Linked DNA regions of Homo sapiens: regions 1 and 2 are each linked to region 3. Evidence: read pairs that join two places in POLR2A ChIA-PET (ENCODE). Cell type or tissue: GM12878. All regions are shown on one strand.

The links. ChIA-PET counts read pairs that join two places held together with the same protein. Peaks named below come from ENCODE experiments on the same cell type or tissue, not always from the same donor. Only the 100,000 strongest peaks of a DNase experiment are listed, where the experiment ranks them.
Region 1: POLR2A ChIA-PET joins it to region 3 with 5 read pairs; 2 of 35 experiments call an interaction of 5 or more read pairs at or near these places.
Region 2: POLR2A ChIA-PET joins it to region 3 with 6 read pairs; 1 of 35 experiments calls an interaction of 5 or more read pairs at or near these places.

Annotation. Positions count from the first base shown.
Region 1 is chr11:75,823,166-75,825,665 of GRCh38, forward strand. All of the region lies in intron 1 of UVRAG (UV radiation resistance associated), which reads left to right. Among named protein-coding and RNA genes, the nearest start is that of UVRAG, 9.2 kb to the left of the region's middle. RefSeq lists an enhancer at 1,251-1,330. In GM12878, no CTCF peak of the experiment used is centred here; a DNase peak (open chromatin) is centred at 1,386; H3K4me3 peaks cover 2,052 bases; H3K27ac peaks cover 2,353 bases.
Region 2 is chr11:75,872,346-75,874,845 of GRCh38, forward strand. All of the region lies in intron 3 of UVRAG (UV radiation resistance associated), which reads left to right. Among named protein-coding and RNA genes, the nearest start is that of UVRAG, 58 kb to the left of the region's middle. RefSeq lists an enhancer at 1,230-1,731. In GM12878, no CTCF peak of the experiment used is centred here; DNase peaks (open chromatin) are centred at 1,276 and 1,576; H3K4me3 peaks cover 1,641 bases; H3K27ac peaks cover 2,021 bases.
Region 3 is chr11:76,150,930-76,153,429 of GRCh38, forward strand. No RefSeq gene overlaps it. Among named protein-coding and RNA genes, the nearest start is that of WNT11, 54 kb to the right of the region's middle. RefSeq lists enhancers at 1,028-1,908, 1,560-1,649. In GM12878, a CTCF peak has its summit at 1,428 (motif pointing left); DNase peaks (open chromatin) are centred at 1,372 and 2,092; H3K4me3 peaks cover 1,357 bases; H3K27ac peaks cover 1,080 bases.

The DNA.
Region 1 (2,500 bases), 330 kb before region 3:
ACTGTGTACAAAGACCAAAGTATATATTTATTATTGTAAATTGAAGGGCCACAGGTAGTGTTTGTCAGGTTTCTCTGCTATAAGGTTACTCTTCCTCCCCTTCCCTCTATACTGTAGTCTTTGGAAGGAAGTCACTATGTGTAGTCCACACTTGAGTGAGATCTGTGCTCCCCCTTCTTGAGGGTAGAGTATCTACATAAATTATTTGGAATTTTTCTGTATGGGAGATTAAATCATGGCTCATTTCAGCCTCTAACTCCTGGACTCAAATTATGTGCCTCAGCCTCCCAAGTAGCTGGGACCACAGGTGCACACCACCATGCCTGGTTCATTTTTTAATTTTAATTTTTGTAGAGACAGAGTCTTGCTATATTGCCCAGGCTGGTCTCTACCTCCTGGCTTCGAGCAATCCTCCCGCCTTGGCCTCCCAAAGCATTGGTATTACAGGCATGAGCGACTGCACTGGGCCGGTAACTTAAAGTCACACAGAGTGTCAACAAAGGGACTACAATCTAGGTGTTTCCTGTTTGCCCTAGACACCCATTCTTTGCAGGGTTCTGGTGAAAAGTTTTAAGTACCTCAGAGTTTGGGACCATCAGGCTTTATATTTTATTTCCTACAGCACTTGTGCCTAACACTGTGCTGATGATTTAGTAGGAACTCATGTACAGTTTTTTTGTTTATGAGTCTTTCCCTTGAAGAACTTTACAGCCTAAAGAGAACAAGGAAAGATTGGATTCAGTGGTATTGAAACCCATGCAAAAAAACATGATAGAAGCAGAAAAGTAGATCTAAAGCTTGATTTTGCTGTATAGGATAAATATTTTCCCTTTCTGTGTTTATGTTTATTTGGATACCCTACTTTTGCTAATCTAATTTAATCATTTTTCTATTACTAAAAAAAAAATCAGCTTTATTGGCAAGGCCGTTCATCTTATCAGGAACATGTGCCTCACGCAATGCACTACCATGCCGTGTACATTCATTCCTTCTGCAAATATTTACTAAGCCCCTTGTAACTCGAAGAAAAAATGTAATATATAGTTGAGTATCTAAAAAGTAAAATGATGGCAATTTTTTGTGCTGGTTTGGCTCTTATAAATAAAATGATATGAGGAAGCCTCAGAAACTTAAGATATCAGCATCTTGAAATCATTATTTTTATGTGACAAAATGCTATTAGGAATTTATGTTTTTTGTTTGTTTCTCTTTTTCCTGTGAAAATGAGTTTTTTTTTTTTTGAAAGGAAAAGCTATGTTTATTTAGTGTTTACTTTAAAATGTCTCTACAGGATCACAATTCTTTGTGGTAGAAAATTCAGAAGTGAAACTGACTAGAAATAGAGCACAAGCAGAATTGAAACTAATAAGTTGGGCCTGAAGTGAAACGTATGGTAGAATGAAAAAAAATTAGATTTTCATAGTTTCCAAATGTGTATTTTTGATAAGCTGTGTATTTTTACCTGTCAGACATGTTACTGCTGGGGAGAAAAAGAAGTTTGTCATTTTTTTTTTTTTTTTTTTTTTGAGGCGGAGTCTCACTCTGTCGCCCAGGCTGGAGTGCAGTGGCACGATCTCGGCTCACTGCAAGCTCCGCCTCCCGGGTTCACGCCATTCTCCTGCCTCAGCCTCCCTAGTAGCTGGGACTACAGGCGCCTGCCACCACGCCCGGCTAATTTTTTGTATTTTTAGTAGAGATGGGGTTTCACCGTGTTAGCCAGGATGGTCTCGATCTCCTGACTTCATGATACGCCTGCCTCGGCCTCCCAATGTGCTGGGATTACAGGCGTGAGCCAGCGCGCCCGGCCAAGTTTGTCATTTTCAACGTACTGGAATGTGTACAGCTACAAACTGAAGGTGTTTTAGAAAAAGACATCTGTCTTATGAGAGAGGTTGAAACATTTTAGGTTTATGCTTTGTTTTAGGTTTAATGACATAAGTAATGTCTTTTTTTTTTTTTTGAGACAGCGTTACCCTGTTGTCGCCCAGAATGGAGTGCAATGGCACGATCTCAGCTCACTGCAACCTCTGCCTCCCAGGTTCAAGTAATTCTCCTGCCTCAGCCTCCCGAGTAGCCTCCCGAGTAGCTGGGGTGCCCACCACCCCACCTGGCTAATTTTTGTATTTTTAGTAGAGACGGGTTTCACCACATTGGCCAGACTGATCTCGAACTCCTGACCTCAGGTGATCCACCTGCCTCGACCTCCCAAAGTGCTGGGATTGCAGGCATGAGCCACTGTGCCTGGCCAGTAAAGTCTTATATTGTTAAATTTTTTCAATGCCTTGTACAGTATTTTAGCAGTTGCCTCCTTAGATTATAAAAGTAGACGAGTACACACAGAATGGAAACTTGACATTGGAATTTTACAATTCATAGTATACCTTCTTGATTTAGTATCACATAACCTTGTTTTCCATCTTATTTTAAGATGGAAACATGAATTTTGAATCATGGAATTTTGCAGATGCAAAACCTGAAGCCCTCTGAGGTGAAGCTATTT
Region 2 (2,500 bases), 280 kb before region 3:
CCCACAACATGGCCTTCCTCGTATACAAAAGTGATCTAATGCTGCCTTTTTTTTTTTTTTTTAGACGGAGGCTCACTCTGTCGCCCAGGCTAGAGTGCAGTAGTGCGATCTCGGCTCCCTGCAACCTCTGCCTCCCAGGTTCAAGCGATTCTCCTGCCTCAGCCTCCTGAGTAGCTGAGATACAGGCGCGCCCCACCACGCCCGGCTAATTTTTGTATTTTTTAGTAGAGGTGGGGTTTCACCATATTGGCCAGGCTGGTCTCAATCTCCTGACCTTGTGATCTGCCTGCCTCAGCCTCCCAAAGTGCTGGGATTACAGGTGTGAGCCACCACTCCCGGCCTGCTGGCATGATTTTAGAGTCAGTGTCAGATATTGACTTTGTCTTCCTGTTCCAGATATAACCAACCATATGACGTTAGACAAGTGACTTAATAATTCTTAGCATCAGCTTCTCCTGAAAAATTGGGATAGTGCTGTCTGTTTCACAGGACTCTTGAGTTTCATGAAGATTAAGTAAGAATATATAGTCAAATTAGTAGTATAGTACCTGGCACACTGAACCTTTGGTAATGGTGCTGGATATTGTAGAGGATAAATACGCTAGTAGAAATCCCTGCCTTTGAGGAGCTCACGTTCTGGAGGGGAAGACAGGCAAAAAAATCAGTGATGGTGATGTGTCATGCCAGGTGCCGTAAGAAAGTTAACCACTCACAGGTTCCTATGGGAGCATAGAGGAGCGGCAGCCAGCCCCATGGACATCAGTGAACACACAGCTTTCATTGTTCCCCCTTTCTTGTAATAATTATACCAGTAGTAAAAATGAGTAAAATGGTTTTTATTCTCTATTTATAAAGCATGATTCATATTAGGTGAGAAAGCGAATCACTTTTTCCAAATGAATCTTAAGCTATGCTTTCTGGTCTTGGCCTTAAATTTAATATTTTTGACCCCAAAGTGATTAGGTCTTGTTGCAGCAAAGTGCCAGGAATAGTTTTTTTTTTTTAATTCTGCAAATATTTGAATACTTACTTTGTCTCCAGGTTACTGTATTATCTACTTGGGAAAACAATAGCAAAAAAAGCCCCATCCTCGCAGTCGGTGGCAGGCAGAGAAGGCTGACAGTTAAAGAGAATTGGGAAGGCTTCTGAGGAAGAGATGTTTGAACTGAAACCTAGTGGTCAGAGAAACGTTAACCAGGAAAAGAATGGGTGGGGGTAGAGGCAGGGAGGGGGTCCCACCAGAGGCTCTCAGCTTCCTCATTTCAGAACTTGAGGTGGACTAGGCAAATTCAAAGGTCCCTTTTATTGCTTTCATTCCTAGCATATGTAAGCTAGAGGAAGCCCTCATTTTGTCTCTTTCTATGTTGTACGCAGCTTGCTTGTTTGTCCTGTAGTTCATGTTAAATTAAATCCGGTATAGTGCTCAGCATGTAGTAAATGGCTCACAAATGATTGCCATTACTCATGTAAGGTAGAGTTGGTGAAGGGTACTCAGTTCCAGGGGAGCAGGCACATCCTCAGGCTGCAGGCTAGAAGGCTTTTCCCCAGCATTCCTAGCTACAGTTTTCTCAGCGTCCTCGGTGGACAGTTGGGTGAACCAGTGAAGGGCCAGTTCCTTCTTAGCTAATCTGTAATGAATGCTTCATTCTTGTAGTAGTGGTCTAGGCTTTGCTATTATGTTTAGTCGTTTGTTTTGTCTCAGCTCTAGTCAGCTGTAGAGTCTGGTGATGGAGCAGCAAGAGCAAGTGTGAGACCTGTGGAGTCTCCCCAGTTCTTTCTCTCAGAGAATAGGGCATAGGCAGAGGGCAGAGTTCTTTCTTCCTTTTCTGCCTCTGGCTGTGAGATATAAAATAAGGAAATTGTTGACATTCTCTTTAGCCCGCCTTTGTTCTAAATTCTGTCTTTTGTAATTTGGTAGAAAGAGAAAAAAAAAACAACAACACACACACACAAAATGAACATGAGACAAATTCTAGAGAACTAGATTCAAATTCTGATACTGTTTTTACTAAGTGACCTTAGGCAAGAAGACTCAGTTTCTGTGTTTTATTGATTTTTAATTTTTCACAATTTAACATTCCTGCACAATCTAGATGCATCTTAAAACCAGTTCTTTTTGGTTGTATATACAATTATGATGCATTTTATGATTGGTGATGTCTTGGATTTGATGAAATATGGTATTTCGTCTTAACTATTAGAATTAACAAATTGTCTTATTTACTTCATGTGGATTTATTGTTAGGATTAACAAGGCTTATTCAGCAGATTAAATATTTGTATGTGCTAGAATAAGCATTCTCTATGCCCTTTTTATCTATTATTAATACTTTATATAGTGACTGTCACTAGTAAGTATTAAAATAGTAGCTATTGCTGTAATTAGTTTTTTATTACTATTCTGTTCAAGCTTCATAAAAACCCTGTGAGGTGATAGTTTTATAACTGAAGATTCTGAGACACAGGGAATTATGCAGTTCAACAACGTGGCTTCATTATA
Region 3 (2,500 bases):
CATCTATCCGTGCTGTCCAAAGACAGCAGACACCAGCCACATGGAGTTCTGAAGTCATTGAACAGTGGCTAATCCACATTGAGATGTGCTATGAACACAATCCACACTGAACTGCAGAGACTTTGTACAAAAAAGAATGTAAATTCTTTTGTATTAATTTTTATATTGATGACGTTAGAATGATAATATTTTGAATATATTGAGTTAAGTAAGATACAATTAATTTCATCCATTTCTTTTTGCTTTTTAAAATGTTACTACCTGAAAATCTAAAATTACATATGTGACTTGCACTTGTGGCTCACATGATTTACTATTGGGTGGTACTGCTCTGGATCTAACTACCAGTTTATGGGAAATTCAAAGGGCAGATGAGCCTTTAACACCAGGAAAATGCAATCAGAAAAATCCAGACGGTTGGAAACCCCGCAGGACGAGCCACCTGGTTTCTCCAATAAATATATTGAAAGAAAAAATACATAGAAGAAGGGAAAACCTATTAACAAGAGACTCAAGAGACATATAAATCAATCCCATTATGAACCGTGCTTGGTTCCTGTAAACTAAACAAACTGAAAAAAAGAAATTAAGGGACAATCAAAATGGAAGCACTGACTAAATATGATATGAAGGACTTGTTATTTGTTTAGGTGTGATAATAGCATTGTGGTTTTGGTTTTTTAAGTCTTTGTTGCTTAGATGCATAGAGAAATATTTACAGATGAGATGCATCTGTCTGGGATTGGGGATAGGGTGTGAATGGGGTGTGGAGGAAACAAGATTGGCTATGGATGATGGATGACAGGTGACTGGAGTCCGCTGTGCCTTGTGGCACACACCCTGCCCTCCAGCCAGGTGGATGCACTTGCCATTCCCAGAACGCCCTGCTCCTGCAGCCCTGGGGCCTTTGCCGCCATGATGTCTCTGCCTAGAATCTTCCCCCCTAACCCACAGCAAACCTCTGTCCACCTGTATGCCAGAGCTCAGCTACCCTCTTCTCCTCTTTGAAGTCCTCTCTGACGTCTTCCCCACTCTCCACCCACCCACTCTCCCTCCTTTGTGTTCCCCCACTACCTGTGTGTGCTTCCAGCACAGCCCTTCCTACATGTCCCTACGTGTATGTTTCCCTATCTGTCACCTTCAGTAGCCCATGAGCTCCCACGGGGCAGGCGCGGGATTTTAAGGCACAGCTTGTGCTCAGGAAAACTGGATAGATTCGTCTTGGTGTGTTGAGTGTCCATTTTACAGAGGAAGCAGTTGGGACCCGGAGAAGTTAGTCTTGGCTAAGTTCACAGAGCTAAAAAGTGACAGAGCTAGGACTTGAAATCAGGACCTTTGAGTCACGTCTCTGCCTGACCTCAGCCCTGCGGGCCCCGTTCCCGCCATTCCTTCCTGCCTCTCACGTTGACTGGGCTCCCCCTGTCGGTCGGCACTGGCTGAACAGCCATGGAGTGGCGCTTTGGGGAAACCACGGGCGACCAGGAAAGATCTCAGGCAAGCCTCGGGTAAGTGAGCTGTAAACTGAGACCTGAACCCAGACACAGCCCATGCCAGGCCGAGCGAAGAGCCTGTGCAGGGGCTTGGAGTAGAGAAGAGCACGGCTCCTGTGAAGGATTCAGAGGCTGGAGCTGGGCGATGGGCCACCGCGCGGAGGAGGCGCGGGCGGTGGTCCGAGTTCCTCAAGGGATCTACAGACGGCGCCCCTCCTACCCAGGGTGTTTCCTGATGATTGTATTTTGTATTTCAGCGTTGATGATTTTTTTTTTCACTACTTCACCCCCTCCCAAACGCCCAAAACTGCCTGGTGATTTTTTTTTTTTTTTTCAAAGTGCATCCTGACCCCTCTGGCTGCCTCCATAGACTCAGCTTTAGTCCCGGCCCATCCTGCTGGCACAAGGAAGCCACCGCATGTGATGGGGTGTAATTTACAGCCACAACCCTAATGTGCAGAAATATCACTTTATTTCCCCGTAACTGTCCTCACCCGAACCTGTTTTGGCCGCTGGCAGCAAAACGCTTATCTGACCACTTCAAGGCAACTCATTCATCTCTAGTTAAAGATTATCCCCTAGGGGGTAAATGCTCAAATTCCCCAAATTTCCTGACCTCACCCCTTCTGGCCCCAGGGACCAGGCTTCAGGCAAGTGTCTCCTGACCTGCCCGTGGTGTGGCTCATCTGGGTGTCAGGGGCCGGCCCCACTGCAGAGGCCCTTCCTTGGTTCTCACCCTGGGACCCTGTGCCCCAGGGCAAGGCCCACTCGGCTCCCTTGGGGCTCAGCCACCTAGCCCACTTTCCCTCACTGCTGAGATCAGGCCACCTGCATGGACTTCTCTACTCTGCTGGTTGGCTGTCCTGCACCCTGAGGAACACGGAGGACTTCTATGAAGGCTTGCCTGGCTCTTCCTGGCAGGCCTTGGGCAGTCAGGTCCCTGTTTCCCATTTAGAACCCAGAAGGGGACAGGGACCGGAGAGGAAGTGCTTCTCTCCAGCTCCACGAAT